Linked DNA regions of Homo sapiens: region 1 is linked to region 2. Evidence: read pairs that join two places in POLR2A ChIA-PET (ENCODE). Cell type or tissue: MCF 10A. All regions are shown on one strand. Each heading gives the region's core, and the rest is flanking DNA. Links, peaks and the distances in the headings are about the cores only.

Region 1 (9,084 bases), core at 1,085-9,084, 150 kb before region 2:
CTCCATCTCCAAAAAAAAAAAAAAGAGGAAAATAAGGAGAACAGGCTTCCTATTGCCAAAGATAGGGTTAATAGTGATGCTATATGACTGCTTCTGTCAATAGAAGACAGAAAAATAATGTAGTCAAGGCTGTGCTGGGTGTGGTACCTCACAACTTTAATCCCAGCTCTTTGGAAGACCCCCATCTCTACAAAAGTAAATTTAAAAATTAGCAGGGTGTGGTGGCATGCACTTGTAGTCCCAGCTACTCAGGAGGCTGAGGTGGGAGGATAGCTTGGGCCCCAGAGTTTGAGGCTGTAGTACATTATGTTCATGTGTATTAATAGCCACCGCACCCCAGCCTGGGCAAAATAGCAACAACTTGTCTCTAAAACAAACAAAACACACACACGCGCGCGCGCACACACTCTCTCTCTCTCTCTCTCCGCTCTGTATGAAAAAAACGAAAAAATACATATAAAATTAATAACTGGTCTTGGGAGAGAGGATGCGATAGGAAACACTGATCCACAAAATTCAAAAATAATCTCACAAAGAATGTACAAAATAGTTGCCTTGCTTTTCTTATCCTTTTATGTCTACCTTTAAGATACATCCAATGATTAGTTTTTACTTTTACCCACAGTATAATATATACTGTTCACTCTGAGACCAGATACCTAAAATAGTATCGGCTGGTGTATAAATATATCAGAACGATACATAACGATACAGATGATAAACCACTGTTATAGAGTACTGTGTGTAAGCACTCAAAAGACCAAAGATAGTATTAATAAGACAAATGTAAAAATAAAAAGGCTGCTGATGCTCTGTGGACCTTTCATATTATTTATGCATATCAGTGAATAAATGATTATAATAAAAATTGACCTATATATATGCTTTATATGAACAGTTGCAGTCTGTTAAAGTCCAGAAAAGCTTAAGTTAAATCTTCTCTTATTAAACTGAACCTGAGGAGTTATACGTCTACTCTGATATAAATACTACAGTTATAAGGAAGGTCGTGGATAAAAATTATTTAATTTTAATCAAAACTTTTCTTCAGAATGCATTATGATAAACAGTCTAGGTATCATAAAAGTCTGACTGTAATAAAAATCTTGCTGAATTTCCCAATTCATACTGAGAAACAAATAATCCCAAACATTCAAATAAATAAAAAAAAGCAAAATGAAAAATCCTGCAACCTTTGGCTGAGAGGAAGCAAAAGACAGAGATGGAGAAAAGATCTGGAGTATCTAAAGTCCATCTCACAGGAGACACGATGTTACCTTGTCACAGCATTCAACAGCTTTGGTGTATTCTCTAAGCTTCAGGTAGCACATGGCCAGGTTCAGAAAGGCAGCAAGGAGAAATGATTCAGAAGCTTTCGATTCCTTTTCTGATAAACCATATTCCATCTCTAACCAGGACACTATCTTCCCATACTGAATCACCGCCTGCATGTATTTGCCTCCCTAGGATAAAAAAGCGTCATTACTTGTACTCAGCTCTTGAGGGGGTACAAAAGAAAAGCAAATCCTCAAAGTGAAGCAACCCCTCCAGCAAACCCTGGTACAGCTGGTTTCTTTCTTTCCTTCTGGAGATGGCTCTCCAGGTACCTTTCCCACTCCCTTGGAGGCCTCGATGGCCTGTGGGCTGGTTTGGGGCAGTGCCTGAGCACTGCCTAGTGCTGCTCTGCAGCATTTCCATCCGTCCCTTCAGCAGGTGTAGTACAGCAAGGCTTCTGGGCTATGTTCTTTGGTGCTAATATTCTTTAGTCTTTTTTTTTTTTTTTTTTTTTTTTTTTTTTGAGACACAGTCTCGCACTGTCTCCAGGGCTGGAGTGCAATGGCGCCATCTCAGCTCACTGCAACCTCCGCCTCCCGGGTTCCAGCGATTCTCCTGCCTCAGCCTCCCGAGTAGCTGGGGACTACAGGTGGCCGCCACCAAGCCCAGCTATTTTTTTTTGTATTTTTAGTAGAGACAGCGTTTCACTATGTTGGCCAGGCTGGTCTTGAACTCCTGACCTTGTGATCCGCCTGCCTTGGCCTCCCAAAGTGCTGGGATTACAGGCATGAGCCACCACACCTGGCCTATTCTTTAGTCTTTCAAAAGGATTGTGAGCAGTTTTAGACTATGCCACTAAAAAAATGAAAAGGAAGTTACTTTTCTTTTCAGCACTTCACAGCAAATATTACATTCTGGCAAGTGCTAGTTCCAAACACAGCCAATCCTATTTGAACCAGTCTCTGTTGCAACTACTAAATTCTTATCATTTGTAGTGCAAAAGCTGCTCTAGACAGTATGTAAATCAATGGGTGCAGCTGTGTTTCAGTTAAACTGTACTTACAAAAACAGGCAGGGACCAGATTTGGCCAGCAAACTGTAGTTTGCTGACCCCTGATCTATAGGCAATGGGAATATGAATAGTTGGATAGTAGCATACAACATAAATAACAACTATAAAACAATATACATCAGAAAGGTCTGTCAGTTATATATAATATATATAAATATAAACATATATAATATATATATAATATATATATATATACATGCTCATATGAGAAACGCTGGGGGCTGAGCACAGTGGCTCATACCTGTAATCCCAGCACTTTGGAGGCCGAGACAGGTGGATCACCTGAGGTCAGGAGTTCGAGACCAGCCTGGCCGTCTCTACTAAAAATACAAAAATGAGCCAGGCATGGTGGCATATGCCTGTAATCCCGGCTACTTAGGAGGCTGAGGCAGGAGAACTGCTTGAACCTAAGAGGCAGAGGTTGCAGTGAGCCAAGATCATGCCACTGCACTCCAGCCTGGGTGACAGAGCGAGACTCCTCAAAAACAAAACAAAACAAAACAAAACAAAACAAAACCCCTCCAGGGCTGAGACAATGTGTCCACTGTGATTTTAAGGTAAATGAAAGCACTGGGGAATCGCTGGTAAATACGCAAATAGAAACAGGAGTACAAGTGGGGATTCTCCTTTGAGGAGGTGATAAGCTCAAAACCACAGATGATACATCCTGCCAGATGGCAGAGGAGCAGCCAGACCTATTAGGACATTAAATTCAATGCCTGACCAACAGTGTTAAGACCATGTTACTAGGATTTACCACAGCCCAAGCAGCGCGTACATCTCACTGCCGAGTTGTCTCTCCCCACAAATACTCCAACCCTCACCCAAGGAGTCTGAGTAAGAGAAAAACCATAGAGCAGGTCTAAGAGGACATGCCTGTGATACAGGACTTCAAGTGGGTGATGTAAGAAACGAGCTCTGCCTGTAGAAAGGAAGCCCTGGTGTGGATTTTCTGGTGATGAAGATGGGGCAGACCTGTTCCAGCTGGAGGGCCTGGGTGTGAATGAGGGCCAGGCTACATCCCTCGAACATCCTTCTTCCCAAGTCACTCACTTAGGAGAGGGAAGACTGGCACTAAAATCAAAGTCTGTCACCCTCTCTGCCTCAGAAGTGTGTGATACAGGTCATTCATAAGAACACGAAACCAGGGCATTTTATTTTAAATGCTGAAATTCTTGAGGAAATTAGATTTGCTATGGACTGAATTGTGTCCCCCATCCTAAATTCCTATGTTGAAGCCCTCACCCCGAATGTGATATTTGCAGATGGAGCATTTGGGGAGGGAATTAGGTTAGATGTGGTCATGAGGGTGGGGCCTCATGATGGGATTAGAGCCTTTATAAGAAGAAACTCGGGTGCTTGCTGCCCTCTGCCCTCTCTCCACTCACATGCATGTGGAAAGGCCATGTGAGAACACAGCAAGAAGGGAGCTACAAGGAACCAGAGGAGAGGCCCTCCCCAGACACTGATCCTGCTAACACCTTGATCTGGGACTTACAGTCTCCAGAAGTAAATTCCTGTTGTTGAAGCCACCCAGTGTATGGTATTTTACTGTGGCAGCCCAAGCTAAGACAATACTTAAATTTTGTCATAGTCTTAGGCCTACCACTCCTTTTTTGGATGCTACAAAAAAAAAAGAATAAAGTCCTCACCAGTTTCAGGTCGGCATTTTCTTTCTGTCACTGCCTTTTCTCTTGCTGGTCTTTGAGGACAGGCAGCATTGTCCTCTCCCTTTTGGAATATTCAGGGTTTAGCACCAAGAGGTCTTTAATAAAGGTTTGTTGAGTAAATATTGAAATCAAAGGAATGTAAATATGGAATCAAGACTTTTTCTAAAGTGGTGTGGTGGCTCACGCCTATAGTCCCAGCACTTTGGGAAGCTGAGGCAGGAGGATCTCTTAAGTCCAGGAGTTCGAAGCTGCAGTTAGCTATGCTTGTGCCACTGCACTCCAGCCTGGGTGACAGAGTAAGACCCTCTCTCTCTAAAAACAATACCAACAACAAAACCTTTTGCTATCATTGGGAGCAAAAAATGTGTGGGTGGAAATGAAAAGTGTTGTTTCACTGAGATGAGATAGGAAGGACAGGCATTTCCCCTGTCATGCCTCATTTCTTCATCCTCTCTCCTCCTCCCTCTCTAATGCATTGATTAACTTAACTTTTCTGATTATCTCCTAATATATTGTATAGGGAAAGAAAAGAAGAGCCAGGGAGGACAAAAACCTAGATCTTAACATTTCAATAAGTTCTGAATAATCAGAATGGTAGAAGGCCATGGTAAAACAAAACAAAACACAAAAAACAGGTATTAGACTTCTTAATAGTTCCTTCACATAGGGCATTTTAATTTTTTGAAAGCTCTTGCATATATATCATGTAACTTTATTTAGACTTCAACTTCCAATTAGCGAAAAGTCTGTCTTGTACTCCCTGCTTCTGAGGTACTAAAGCAGTTCTCAACTGGGGGGTGATTTTGCCCCCCAGGGAACACCTGGCAGGTCTGGAGGCATTTTTAGTTGTCATAACTGGGTAGGATGCTACTGGCATCTAATGGGCAGAGGCCAGGAATGCTGCTAAATATTCTACAATGCACAAGACAGCCCCACACAATCAAGAATTATCCCACTCCAAATGTTGATAGTACTGAGGTTGAAAAATTCTGCACTAAAGGAAAGAGATGAAAGACAGGGTGGACTCTTCTTAGGAATTTTTTTTAAAACATCAAATCCTAGAGTCATAAACGGCTTGTTTCTAAATCACATTACTGGTATCTTGGAACAGCAAGGGTGGTGAAAATATAGCAAAGCCCGATTTATCTGAAGAGTTTAGAGGTTGAACAATTCTCCTCAACTAGTTTGTTTTAGAAATGCTTTCTTCCCAGGAGAAGCACAAGGGGGCGCAAGAATCCCACATCACTTCAGTGTTCTTAGCCTTCTTGCCACTCTGCTGCCAAGTCAGAAAAAAGAAAAACACTGACCAGGTGTGAGTTAATGCTCCTGTCCTGCAGAACACTGTCAGCTATGAGGGCAAAAATCGTGTCTGTTTAACTCGCTTGCACAATGCCTGGCTTAATATTATGCTGTTACCTGTACTTAATAATTATTTTCAGAGCCAAATAGAGTTCTCTATTTTTCTTCTCTTTAGTATTCAGAGGTTGAAATGAGGACTTTACATCTTCAATGGCAAAATCATTCCCACTTAAAAGCTGAGTACAATTCAATCCTACTCAGGAGAGAGGCTTTACCCATTTAGGTATAAACCAAACCAACAGATCAATGGAAACAGAATTCCAATATGCAGATGGCATGAAATACAGATCTTTAGTTCAGCCCATCTCTGCTCTCACCTACACATCTGGACTCTGTGCAAATGCATAACATGCCAAGTCAGACACCCTGGAAAGACAAGGCCCGGGAGGGCAGTATGGCAGATTGAAACCTGCCCTGAGTTGGGAAGGGAATATGTACAGGAAACTATCTACTAACCATTTTGAAGTTTTACAGCTAACGCTAGGACTACTGCTGGGATCTTTTACCTATAATTATAAAGGTGCCTCCAGGGAAGTTTTTAGTGGTACAAAATGTTCAGAGACATTCTGGGAGAAAAGTCTCAGGTCAGTGGTTTTGAACCTTTCATTAATTTTTCCCCAATGGACTAATGTTTTGAAAAATTTTGCCTATCAAATTCCATGTTAAAAATAATTTTTTCCATGTGTGTGACTGCTGATCCAGATTTTATCCAAAGATTGGTAATTTTAAGTAGGTTCATAATAGTATCACTCTTGCAGTTGTGATGCTGATAAGCAACAAAGTTAAGTAACTGTACAGACACTCATTGCTTTCTGCTACTGATCACTAATTCTGGCCATCTCTCTGTATATATTCAGAACACAGCTATATGACAGATGGCTTCATAACATTATTTCATTACCAATAATGTTCTCCAAAATTCTGTATCATAGCACCGATTAGAGCCTCTGAATAGCTGAGCTGTTTTACTACACTGAATCGATATAATTCTAGTCAAAGGCCAAAAGCCTCAAATCTTCCCAAACTGTTAATATTCTATTTGGAAGTATTGAGGAAATATATAAAATATAGTTAAGGATTTTTATGGACTTCGGAAATATAGAAAATACTGTTAAGGACTCACGATCTTAAGAAATTTTGTAGAAACATTTTTCCCTCTAGTGTATTATGTATTTGGATATACAAATAACCCACTTGGAATCTTACTTGAATAGTTTAGAAGTATCCAATATACCTCAATTAGAATTAAAAACAAAACAAAACCAAAAAAATAACACTTGTTCTTGAGAGTTTAGAAACTCACAGAAATTCAGGCTGGAAAGAAACTTGGGGAACATCTAACTCCCCTATTTTTCACTTGAAAATATAACCTCTTTGGACCTTAAATGACTAAATCATTTGAAGAGCAATAAAGCCCATTTTTCCCAATTCTGAGCTTATTCTATCATACCCCCATGCTTTCTGGTGATCCATAAGAGTTTAGTATACATAGTAAATAATGATAAATAACATATTTATATATTTATACTTATCTAAACCCATGATTTAAAATTTGTTTGAATACCACCCACAGTAAGAAATATGCAATCCAGTACTTACTCATACACAAGCAAAGTTTTATGCAACAAAACTGATCCTTATAACATATTGCAATACACTTCCACAAAACTGATTTCATGACCCAATATTGTCTCAGCTCAAATTCTGAAAACACATGGTGCCCTCTGGCTGTGTTAATTTTGGGTTGATTATATATTCTTACATAATTCTCTAGTTGTTTCATTTGGATTAACATTGCCACTCCTCCCTCCTGACAAGGTTGTAACTTAATAATAGCATGTCTTATAGCAGATGCCCCATAAAGACTTGTTAAAGTACACTTATGCCTCACTGCTTTATACTGCTGAAAAACATCTAATTTCTGTATTGCAGTGGCAGAAAACGAAAGAAACCTTGACAGAACTCCCATTCTCCCTCTAATTCTCATCACTAAGCCCTTTCTGCTTGACATGGAGAAGGCATATATTTGGGGTGGGGAAGCAATGGGTAGAACACTGATTAAAACAGAATGAAGGGCGGTTTCTTTTTTTCTTACATCTAGAGGTTTAAGATCTAAGTGAGAAAATATCACACTCCTAGTTGCTCCAAGAAGGGTTTCTGAGAAGCAATTTATGATGAATATCATTCAGGAATATCCGGAGATTCCTCATAAAAGCAAGTGTGCAGGAATCATCTTGGCCATTAGAAGCAATCAATACTCTCCTGTCAGTTTGTTTTGAAATTTGTGCATGTCCTCTCTCCTTTTATCATATGCTCTAGTGACTTCATCAAGACAGTCTAAAGGAAGATGGGCCCGGTGCAGTGGCTCACGCCTGTAATCTCAGCACTTTGGGAAGCTGAGGTGGGAGGATTGCTTGAGGCTAGAAGTTTGAGACCAGCCTGGGAAAGAAAGGGAGACCCTGTCTCTCATACAAAAAAAAAAAAAGGAAGAAAGAAAAATGATGTGAAACTTACCCTTATGAATTCCATTCTTTGCTAACAATTATTCTATTCATTCTTTTTTCATTCCAAAAACACTTGTTGAGTGCCAACTATGTACCAAGCAAGATGCTTTAGGAGTGAGTGATACTGTGGTGGGTGGGGATGCCAGACCTGGTCTGCCTGTATGGAAGGTTACAATCTAGAGCAGAATGTGTAAAAGAGGAATCTGTACTTTTTTTTTTTTCCACATGATTGTTTTCTCACCATTTTTCATATTGAAAATGACAGATTTATAAAAATTGCAGCTTATTCTTACCAAGCAGTGTTGACAAAATTCAGAGTAGGGAATATCAGCACAATTCACCAACACTTGAATAAATTCTTTGAGATGGAAAGGATTGCATAGGGACTCACACACCTTGAAGTATACGGTTCCCTTCTCTTTGACAATGGCAGCCTGCTCCAATTTTTCTTTGGTATCCATCTCCCAGGATTCTTTGGCCTGTGTGTAAATTTGTGACAATGGTTAGATGAACAGAGAGAAAAGCATCAGTTGAGGCCTATTGGAACAAAGAGCAGCTAATTCTAGAAGATACTCCAAACTGAAAACACTCTGGCTGTTGAAATTGTGTGTCAGTGCCAATTTACTGCTAGGCCAGTGCTTCTTCATACTGTTTGAAGAACTCACTTTCCATCATGACCAAGCTGTAGCTTGAACAATGTTGCTCAAGAGAGAGGAGCCGCAAAAACACAGTAAGGAACGTACTCTGGTAAGCACTGCTACAAAGTGCATCTTTAGAAATACAAGGTGAACCCACACAAAGTTAAGGCCATGCCTTATCTCCCTCTGCAAACCTCTCCACTAGGCTGTTTCTCTCAAGCCTGTTTTTCAACTCTAAAATGGGAACATGACTGTAGTCAAGTTGTAGTTTGTATATTCATACAGAATTTTCAAAATTCTGGGTCAGGTTGTCTTGCCACTCTAAAACAACCAGATATACTAATAATACTGCTAAATTGTATCAACTTGCAGATGTATACTGGGGGGGACTTCAAGCAAAACATAATTGGGAGTAAAGCTCATGCAAAAATATCACTTTAGAGCCATAAATAAATGACTTCATTATCATCTGCTAGCTTGTATTGTGTGTATTATTACTTCCACCATTACAGATACAAATCCAGAAATAACTGCACTTGCCATTTACAAGCTGGATTTAGAAGGAC
Region 2 (10,407 bases), core at 1,157-9,156:
CATTTTAGTAGAGACAGGGTTTCACCATATTGGTCAGGCTGGTCTTGAACTCCTGACCTCAGGTGATCCACCCGCCTCAGCCTCCCAAAGTGCTGGGATTACAGGTGTGAGCCACCGCGCCCTGCCTAATCTTTTCTATATTTTATTGCTTAGTTATGTCCTGCAGTATTTTAAACCCTTTCTCCCATGGGCTGTAGGCTCCTTAATGGCAGGGACAGTGTCTTTTATTTATTTGATACCATTTACTTATTTTGAGAAGTGGGCATGAAATACTTTGGAGGGCACATAAAACTTGGGTCTGGATCCTGGTTCCAACACTTAGCTGTTTGGCCCTGGGTAAGTCTCTTAACCTCTCTGAGCCAGTTTCTTCGTCTGTAAAAGTCGCTAGTGACACTTGTTTTGCAGAATGAGGGGCAAAAATTACAGAGAATACAAAGCACCAGGAAAGTGTCTGTTGTACCCAATAGTTTATATTCCTTCCCCGTATGGTTAGAGCCTTTCCTAAATTGGGAGGAAGGTGTTCCTTAACTACTGCCCATACTGGGACACTTTAAACTTGAAAAGGGGCACTGTTAATAATTACGTCCGTTCCAGGGACGCAGAGCCACCCTACCCTAGTTCACAACAACTGGCAGGGTTCGGATAGCACGCAATATCCCAGTGCCTAAGCACAGCCCCAAGCATAACGCTCAATAAATGCCTGTTGAATCAACGAGCGAACAGAAGCTGACCCTCACTCCGTTTTTTGGACATCATTGAGTGAAGCAAATTGAAAAGCCCGCCCCCGCTGCGCCCCCACCCCCACCCCGTCCCAGAGCCACCAGCAGCCTCAATTCCCCGAGGTCTGCCCTTCTCTAGCCCACCGTCCCGCCCCCAGTTGCCTTGACATCAGTGACGTCGCGAGGGGCGTGGCCTCTCTCCATCGTCTCCTGGTGCCCTGGGCCCCTCCGCATCCGAACCTGGGGGGAGGATGAGGTTGGTGGCCTTTGACCGTACTCGCCTCCCGCCGGGCCAGCATCTAACTAAGCCCGCCTGGCCGCCCTTCTCGGGCGCGCAGTTGTCTCGAGTGTGGGTACCCACCTCCACCCCCACCCTCACCCGGGTGAACTAGCGGGGGTTCTAGAGAGTGCCGGCTCCCAGTGAGCCCTCTCCAACAGCTGCGGGCCACGAGATCCTGAGAACCTGGGCCCAGCGCTCAGCCCAGGCCCGCCCCTTCCCGGGCAGCCCCGTCGCTCCGCGTCCTAGGGGGCGGGCGGGAAGGATGGGACCCCCGCCTAGGAGGCGCGCAGGCGCCGCCGAGCGCGGGAGAGAAAGAGTTAAACTAGGTGCCGGCGCCGGGCGCGGCGGGAGTGGGGGAGGGGAGCGAAGAGAAAGTGAGAGCGGGGGCGGAGCGGGGACGGGAGCGAAAGAACATCCTGTGCCCGTCGCCGGATGCGCGCGGGGGGAGGAGGTAGTCCGGGGAGGGAGAGCAAGACCGGGGGAGGCCCGGGACGGGGAAAGGCGCGGCCTCCTTCCCCCCGCCGCAACCTCCTCCTCTGGGGGCGCTGGCCCCCTCTGCTCCCCGCGCCTTAGGCTGAGCTACCCGGAGGCCCCAGGATCTGGTTCCTGGGCAGGAGTAAGCGCTAGCTGGGGAGATGATCTCGGAGAGTGTGGGATCCACGTTAAGGCAGGGGCGGCCCCCAGCCTTTCATCTCTTGGCTTTCTGCAAGGGAAGCTCGCACGTGTTGAGCGTCCCCTGTGCACCGAAAGTACACACATTATCTCAGTCCTGACAGCGGCACTTCCAGGCAGTAGACAGGAATTCATAGACTCGCATTCTAGAGGAGGAAACAGACTCAGATTATGGAATTTGTCCAAACCCCACACTGTTGGGATGTGAATGCAAGCCTGTCGGACTGCAAAGGGCTTTTCACTGGAGTTTAGGGTAGGGTAATTTCCCCTTAGCTTCTATGCGCACAAGTGCTGGGCCGCTGCAGCGTCACCCTCGGGAATGGCGGTGTCTTTTCGTAGAGGACCCCCAACAGTATCTGTCTGGAGCTTCTGTCATTAACTAGGCTTAAACAACCATTGCCAGGATACTGGTAAAGAGAATGAGGAAGGGGCCTTAGGATTCCACAGGTAGTTGGATGGTTCTTAGGAACACAGTTTAGGGGAATGTGTTGCAGGGCTCCTGTTCCTCATTTAGGTATTTGTGGGGGCTTCAAAGATGGCTCCAGAGTCACTCAAAGCAGTTACATGGATTACAGGAGTTGGGATTGATTGACTTTAAGAAGACCAGGGAGGCCTGGTGTGGTGGCGTAAGCCTGTAATCCCAGCACTTTGAGAGGCCGAGGCAGGCGGATCACCTGAGTGTAGGAGTTCGAGACCAGCCTGGCCGAAATCGTGAAATCCAGCCTACTGAAAATACAAAAATTAGCCGGGCGTGGTGGTGCGTGCCTGTAGTTCCAGCAACTTGGTAAACTGAGGCACAAGACTTGCTTGAACCTGGGAGGCGGAGGTTGCAGTGAGCCGAGATGGCGCCACTGCACTCCAGCCCGGGTGACAGAGCCAGACTCCGTCTCAAAAAAGAGAGAGAGAGAAAAAATAAAAAAGACGACCAGCGTGAGAGGTAGTGGGTAAGTGGAAGGAAGGGCTGACTCATGTGCTTTTCAGGCTGGGATGCTTCGAGGGCTACCATCTGTGTTCTCACTGCCTGCCCACGCCCCACATGTTGTCCAGGTGAAACCTGCGGAGATAATTAGGATTATAGTAAACATTTGTTGAGCTCTGTGTGTTGGGCACTGTTCCAAGTGCTTTACTTAATCCTCACAAACAATCCCATGAAGTAAGTCTTATTGTTTCTATTTTACAGGTGGGGAAAATGAGGCACAAGGAGATCACAAAGCTAAGTCCATGACTAAACTGGTTTGTTTGTTTTGAGATGGAGTCTTGCTCTGTCACCAGGCTGGAGTGCAGTCGTGCCATCTCGGTTCACTGCAACCTCCGCCTCCCGGGTTCAAGCAATTTTGCCTCAGCCTCCTGAGTAGCTGGGATTACAGATGCACACCACCACGTCCAGCTAATTTTTGTATTTTTTAGTAGAGACGGGGTTTCCCCATGTTGGCCAGGCTGGCCACTCTGACCTTGTGATCTGCCCGTCTGGGCCTCCCAAAGTACTGGGTTTACAGGCGTGAGCCACCGCGCCCAGCCCTGAACTGGTTTTGAACCCTGCCTAGAACCCATACTTACTTACTAAACTCAAATGTACTTAACACGATGAGAACATCGGCCTTGAAGGTAAAAATGCTGGCATAGATGGCAAAGAGGTGTGTGCTTGGGCAGCTCATGTCCTTTTCCTGGGTAAGGCAGGTAGTAACTCACAGCTGGCTGTGTGTATTTTGGCTCTCAGACTTCTTTTTAACCAGTGGTTCCAGATTTCTGGATTTGACAGAAAAACAAAGCCAGAAAACAAGTGAAAGCCAGGTTCCCATAAAGAGTTGCAGCTTTAAATTTACGCTCCCTAAGGGCATGGAGAACATACCTACGATCTATTATCACCATCATTAAAGAAAATACTTCTGTTTCTTTGAGACAGGGTCTGGCTCTGTCACCCAGGCTGGAGTGCAGTGGCATGATCTCGGCTCACTGCAACCTCTGCCTCCCAGGTTCAGGCAATCCTACCGCCTCAGCCTCCAGAATAGCTGGGACTACAGGCACGCACCACCATGCTGAGCTAATTTTTGTATTTTTTGTTGGGGGTTGGCGGGGTTTGCTTCAGCCCAGGCCAGGCTCGAACTCCTGGGCTCAAGCAATCCACTCGCCTCAGCCTCCCAAAGTGCTGAGACTGCAAGTGTGAGCTACCACGCCTGACCTAAGAAAATACATTTTAATTCTCAAAATAGGAGTGACATCATCTGAATCTGTTAGTTCCAGCCAGGCGCGGTGGCTCGTGCCTATAATTCCAGCCCTTTGGGAGGCCGAGGCAGGCGGATCATGAGCTCAGGTGTTCGAGACCAGACTGGGCAACATGGCAAAACCCTGTCTCTACCAAAAATACAAAAAATTAGCCTGGTGTGGTGGCGCATGCCTGTAGTCCCAGCTACTTGGGAGGCTGAGGCGAGAGGATTGCTTGAGTCTGGGAGGCAGAGATTGCAGTGAGCCAACATCGCACCACTGCGCTCCAACCTGGGTGACAGAGTGAGAACCTGTCTCAAAAAAAAGAAAAAAAAAAAAGAAAGAAAACAATTATTCCCAAGAAAAGATGGTCAATGGACTTTATGCCAACAAATAGACATTCCTTTGTCTTTAATTTTTTTGTTGTACTGTGGACTAGTAAAAATGTCACTCTAGGAATGACTCTGCCTCTAATCTCTCTGAATCATTTGAAGGCAGAACCAGAAGAAATGGGCCTTAGGTGTGGCAGGAGGGAGTTAGGTTGCAGCCAAGAAAGAACACTTTTTGGAGGTCTTTAAAGAACAGGTGAGCCTTACCTGTGCTTAGGAAGTGAGGGTTGCAGAATCGGCTCCATGGGATGGAGGGGCCAGTAACTCTGGGTCCCACCCTGGAGAAGGGCAGAGCAAGGACCTTGTCTTGAGGGATTTATTCTCAGATCCACCAAAGTAGCCTGGGAACCTAAATGACAGTTCCCATCAGGCAGCCGTTTTCTGCTCGGAGTTCAGTGGAGATGCGATGGGGTTGCATGGCAGTGGGGAGGCTTCCATGGGCTTCTACTCACCCCTCACCACAGGGAGTTCATGTAGTCACCCACCTTGGGGCTAAATAGAGTGCCAGGAATGATGACCCTTGAGGAGGGCTGAGGACAGGAATAGAATGGCCACCCAGGAGTGTTGCTTGTTCCCTGCCTGCTGCCTAGGGTGTACTGGGCCAAGGCTCTGAGTGGGCAGGCCTGGCTGGCCGCAGCATCATTGGAGATGCTGTTTCCCTACCTCCTTCCATCCTGGGTGCAGCCCAGGACCCAGAGCCTTCTGTCCCAGTTCTCCCAAAAAGGGATCAGGGCCAGGTAGGTGAACACCTGTTCTGGTGCAGCATGCTCAGCACTGGCTGTGGGCGTGGCCCTAGTTTGGAGCTGGCCACTTGCCTGTTCTGCAACAGAGAGTGGGGACAGAAGTTGCGGGGAGACCCTGGTGGGGAAGAGGGAAGGGTCTGGTCTCACCTGCCCCATCCTAGTGGTGGGGATCAAGACCTCCACAGGTGGGCTCACATCCTCTGGGGTGGTGGCATCTTCTGACTCCAGAGGACCTCACAAGCCGCCTCATATCCCTGGGGAGGCTGAGAGGTGATACTTCCAAATTTAGCTGAAAGGCACAGACTTACCCACATTTTAATCCTGGAGTTTTAGAATGGTAAATCCGAATCCCTTTAGGTTACAAATGCAGAAACAGACTAAGGCAAAGGCGATCCCTTTCTCCTCCAAGGTCACTCTGGTTAGAAGGGTCTGGAGCCCCAGTTACTAGATGCTGTCATTGTTCTGCCGCCAAGTCCTTAAAGAATGGCAGAACATGACTTAAACCACCTGCTAAGTACAAGATTCTATGCTGGAGATGCAAAGGTAGCTGTCCTCAAGAGCACTTTGTCAAACAGGTAAACTTCAGGGCAACATGCAGATGCTGGAAAAGGGTGGATTTGCCTCAAGAGTCTGTGCATGCTTTCTAAGATACTCCCCTCCTTTTCATCCTCTGATGCGGGGAGGGAACCCTACCTGAAGAAACACCCCAAGGCCCAGGGGTAGATCTAGGGTGGAGAGATCACATATGGGAGGGCCCGGAAAGAAAAGGAACAGGGTTGTCAATGGGCATACCCCAAACACCTCACCCAGAAATGCCCTAAGGCCCCAGCCCGGAAATGGACCTCTGCTGCCCTCTAATGGTGGAAAGGCAGCCTCTGGAGCTACCTGCTGGGGTCCCCCCTTAAAGAAGAGGAGATGTGAAGGACACTTCTGCCCTCTCCCCTTTTATTCCCCTTCTGTCTTATGCTTCATCTCCTGTGGTCTCTAAAGCAGAACCTTCTCTTTTTTTTTTTGAAATGGAGTCTTGCTCTGTCGCTTAGGTTGGAGTACAGTGGCGTGTCAGCTCACTGCAACCTCAACCTCCCAGGCTTAAGCGATTCTCCTGCCTCAGTCCCCTGAGTAGCTGGGATTACATGTGTGCGCCACAATGCCTGGCTAATTTTTTTGTATTTTTAATAGAGACAAGGTTTCACCATATTGGCCAGGCTGGTCTCGAACTGCTGACCTCAAGTGATCTGCCTGCCTTGGCCTCCCAAAGTGCTGGGATTACAAGTGTGGGCCATGGTGCCTGGCCCCATCTGTTCTCGAGCACTCCTGGCTGCCCCATTTCCTGACCACTGCCCTCCATCCCATTATCTCCCCAGTTTCCTTTGTTGCCTAGGTTCCAATTCTGGTACCCTGGTTCCTGACCCTGCCAGAGTTCTGGTTCCGGAAGGCCCCCCACAGGTGCCTTGGGCCTAGCTCTCACCTGGGCCCAGGGCAACACTGAAGACATGGGCAAGAGCATCCCCCAATACCTGGGGCAACTGGACATCCGCAAAAGCGTAGTCAGCCTGGCCACAGGCGCCGGGGCGATCTACCTGCTCTACAAGGCCATCAAGGCTGGCATAAAATGCAAACCACCCCTCTGTAGCAACTCACCCATCTGCATCGCCCGTGAGTGTCCGGGCCCTGGGGAGAGGGCTCTGCCCCAGGAGGCACCTGCTCCCGAGGCCTCTGCTGTGGGAGGGCCCAAAGGTGATGCCTCCAAGTTCCTCTTTCCTTTGTCTTTCTCTTGTCCATCTTCCTCAAGCCCACCCTGCAGCGTCCTAGGCAAGGCCCTGCCAGAGATGCTAGCTCAGGGTCCCTGGATCTCACTCAAGTGGATCCTCAGACTCATCTGGCAGGTCTCCAAATACTACATTTCCTCTGGCTCCCAGGATTCCACTTCTTGGAAACTTGGTGTCGGCAGCTCCCCCCATCCCTTTTCTGCCCTAGGAACGTGAGGCTTTAAGGAAAGGGAAGATTGGAGGACTTACTATATGCCCAGAGCTTCCACTAGTCCACATGTTCTTTTGTGCAGAGTAGGAAAATGAGCCCCTTCTGCAAGACTCTTTATTGCCATCTGCTGGAATATCATTGCCACATACTGGTTATGATGAAATACTACTTGTTACCGCCATATGCCAGACAGTTGTTAGAGTAAATGGACAAATCTATGATGGTACGTTATGGACAATACAACATTAGATAGGGTGCCCTTGTGCAGTAAACATTCGTTCAACTGTACATGGTGGTCCTGCATATGGCGAGAAGGCTTCTCCGAAAAGGCAAGGCAGCCTTGTCCCCAAGTCCCTGTCCCCTACTTCCCAACCCCATTCTTTCATCACTTCTGAGTCCACAGCCTGAACTGGGCTGGGGTGGCTGTCTAGGCCTGGCAGTCGAGCGAGAGCGGCACGGGCGGGACTCAGGTGAGCTCCGGAGGCTCCTCAACTCTTTGGAGTGCAAACAGGATGAGTATGCCAAGAGCATGATCCTGCACAGTATCACTCGCTGTGTGTACTTGCTGGAGGCTGAGGTAAGGGAAGCAGGAGGTCCCCCCTAGCCGGCCTGGCCCCTGGGGGTTACGGCCGATCCCTGCCCCTGGAATGGCCAGACTATATCCTGGGACCTCTCTCTGGCTGATAGCGGTGGGGGGGGGGTGTGCGGAGGGATCTTGGTGACATGGGGGGCAGTGGGCCCAGAACACCCGCTTCTCCTGCCTCTTCCATCTCTCCCCAATACTCCAGGCCTCTGCTTGTACTACGGATGACATCGTGTTGCTGGGCTACATGCTGGATGACAAGGACAACAGTGTCAAAACCCAAGCTCTGAATACACTTAAAGCTTTCTCTGGCATCAGAAAATTCAGGCTCAAAATCCAGGTGAGCCCAGGGATGCGTGGTGGGGCATGCAGGATGTCTATAGTCCTTAAGTCCTTTAATTGCCATAGGATAAATGGTCATGTTCCAGAAGTTTGTTTGGGTGTGAATTTGTAACCCAGAAATAAGTGGGAAAACGGTGGTCAGATTCCCAGCAGGGTCATGAAGGCCTTTGAATTTCAGGATGAAACTGAATTGAGGCACTAGTGGTATCTCTCAACCCCAAAGAGAAGGACCCCCACTACCCCACAAGCTCCCTACCACTGCCACGTTTTTTCTGACACCAATTCCCAACACTGGCTGGGTGTTCAACAATTCAATTCAGTTCAGACACTATCCATAGTTAGGGCAGACTTCACAGGTTAAGGGCTGAGTCCCCCAAGACTTCCCCCCGACTTCAGGTACCAATCATAGGTCTGACTTCTGACTGGCCCGCTATGAATTCGGGGGTTCCCACAACTCCCTTTTTAGATCTACTAATTTGCTAGAATGGCTCCCAGAACTCAGGAAAGGACTTTACTTACTATTACTGGTTTTTTATATAAAGGACACAACTCAGGAACAGCTAAACGGAGGAGACACATAGGGCAGGGTGTCAGGGCGCGGAGCTTCCAGGCCTGTTCCTGGACCAAACTGAGGGCTGGGCTGCTATTGCTCCTGGCCCAATAACGAGATGCAGATGAACTGGGGAGGAAGAGAGTTTTTATTTCTGTAACCGGTTACAGGGAGAAGGCCAGGAAATTATCGCTGGACCAACTCAAAATTACAAAGTTTTTCAGAACTTATATACCTTCTAAGCTATATGTCTATGTGTAAATGTGCATTCATCTAAAGACGTGATTAACTTCTTTTAATTTATAACTAAGGTCTGAGTCCTGAAGACCTTCCACTGGAGCCTCAGTAAATTTACTTAATCTAAATGGGTCCAGGTGCTGGGGTGATTACCCTTATTTTGTCTCTTGCTAAATCAAGGAGTTTTGAGGAATTCCTTCAGATCCCAATAAACTTGTTTGTGGAGACCTGTGGCGTTTCTTCAGATCCACAGTAAAACTTGTTTAATCCTAAATGGGTCCCATTAAGAATTCCTTCGTAATTTTGTCATGCTTTAAGGCCCAGGAAAGGCCTAGGCAAAACTCCTGGTGGGCTTTTGTTACATTCCAGCCTTTGTATAAGGGCACTGGCTTTTAACATTTAACTTAACCACGCAGTCAGTACTGAAACAGTTGTTATGGAGGCCTGCCACAAGCTCACTTCAGGAGTGCCCTGCTGTTCCCAGCACCTCCACACGTTCAGCAACCAGGAAGCTCTTTGAACCCCATTGGTCAGAGGTTTTTATTATGTAGTCTTGATGAATTAAATCATGTCCAGCTGCTCACCCCTCCCCAGAAGTTGGGAGCAAAACTGAAAATCCCAACCTTCTAATCATGCTTTGGTCTTTCTGGCAACCAGAAGCTATCCAAGGACCCTGCCTGGAGTCACTTCATTAGCATAAGCTCTGTTGTGACCAAAAAGGGTTGGTTTGCAGTAACAAAGGACACTGCTGTCACTCAGGAAATTCCAAAGGTTTCAGGAGCTCTGTTCCTGGAACTAGGGACAAAGATCAGATGTATTTTTTATACTCTATCCCCTGGGCCTGTGTTAATCAGAGGTTGGTGTCATGGCCACGGATAACTTCTCCATTACTCCATAGACAAAATGTAAAACACCACATGTCACTTCCCCCTTTCCCTGCTATCATACCCCCAAACTTACAGTATCCACACCCATCCTCCCTGCTTTCCTGCTGCTGCCATGAAAAAAATGGCTTTCTCCTGGTCTGTGGCCAGTGATAGTCTCAATCCTGCCTCCCACCCCTTCCTTAAGGGCCTCTCTGATTGCTTACGCTCCGCTCCCCCATCAGCATGCAGTAGGCTCCAACCCCTCCCATCTTACAAAGCAAAACCAAAAAAGCCTCTCCCTTGACCTCCACATCTCTTCCTGGCAAATAGTCTATCTCTCCCAAATTAAAAACAAATAAAATATGTAAAACTTGCAAATATTGTATATGTGTAAGTTAGAAGGAATAACAATAAAACAGAACATGCCCAGGCCAAGAAATAGAGCACAGCCCCCTCCCACATCTTGGCTGCCTCCCCCACCAGAGGCAGTCATTACCCTGCATTTTGTTTAGCAGTTCCAAATTTTCTTTGTAGTTTTACCATATATGTATGTATCCTTGCATATTCTAGCAGGGCATAGCAGATAATAAAGAGGTAAAATATAGTCTGGTATGTTTTTAAGCTTCATGTACATGGAAGTAGATGGTTTCTATTCTGTGGTTGGCCTTTTCTCCCTGCTACGTGGAGAGATTCATCCTTATTGGGCAGCTCTGCTTCCTTCTGGTTTTTTTTTTTTTTTTTTTTGAGACAGGGTCTCGTTCTGTCGCCCAGGCTGGAGTGCAGTGGCGTGATCTTGGCTCACTGCAGCCTTGACTTCTCAGGCTCAAGCAGTCCTCCCACCTCA

What was found. Peaks named below come from ENCODE experiments on the same cell type or tissue, not always from the same donor. Only the 100,000 strongest peaks of a DNase experiment are listed, where the experiment ranks them.
Region 1: POLR2A ChIA-PET joins it to region 2 with 16 read pairs; 20 of 35 experiments call an interaction of 5 or more read pairs at or near these places.

Annotation. Positions count from the first base shown.
Region 1 is chr6:35,578,759-35,587,842 of GRCh38, forward strand. FKBP5 (FKBP prolyl isomerase 5) reads right to left here. Exons shown (of 11, transcript NM_004117.4): 8 at 8,276-8,359; 9 at 1,278-1,463. Among named protein-coding and RNA genes, the nearest start is that of LINC03135, 40 kb to the left of the region's middle. RefSeq lists a silencer at 3,120-3,320. In MCF 10A, for the core only: CTCF peaks have their summits at 5,250 (motif pointing right) and 5,450; a DNase peak (open chromatin) is centred at 5,273.
Region 2 is chr6:35,730,611-35,741,017 of GRCh38, forward strand. ARMC12 (armadillo repeat containing 12) reads left to right here and starts at 6,422. Exons shown (of 6, transcript NM_001286574.2): 1 at 6,422-6,661; 2 at 7,417-7,562; 3 at 7,774-7,908. The coding sequence starts at 6,499. LOC285847 (a long non-coding RNA gene) reads right to left here and starts at 6,337. Exons shown (of 10, transcript NR_027117.2): 1 at 6,231-6,337; 2 at 5,153-5,268; 3 at 4,470-4,754; 4 at 3,233-3,417; 5 at 1,583-1,817; 6 at 882-959. RefSeq lists silencers at 662-791, 1,172-1,701 and enhancers at 1,222-1,516, 6,702-7,310, 7,311-7,919, 8,528-9,136, 9,137-9,744. In MCF 10A, for the core only: CTCF peaks have their summits at 5,869 (motif pointing left) and 7,103 (motif pointing left); DNase peaks (open chromatin) are centred at 1,421, 1,761, 5,851, 7,101 and 2 weaker places.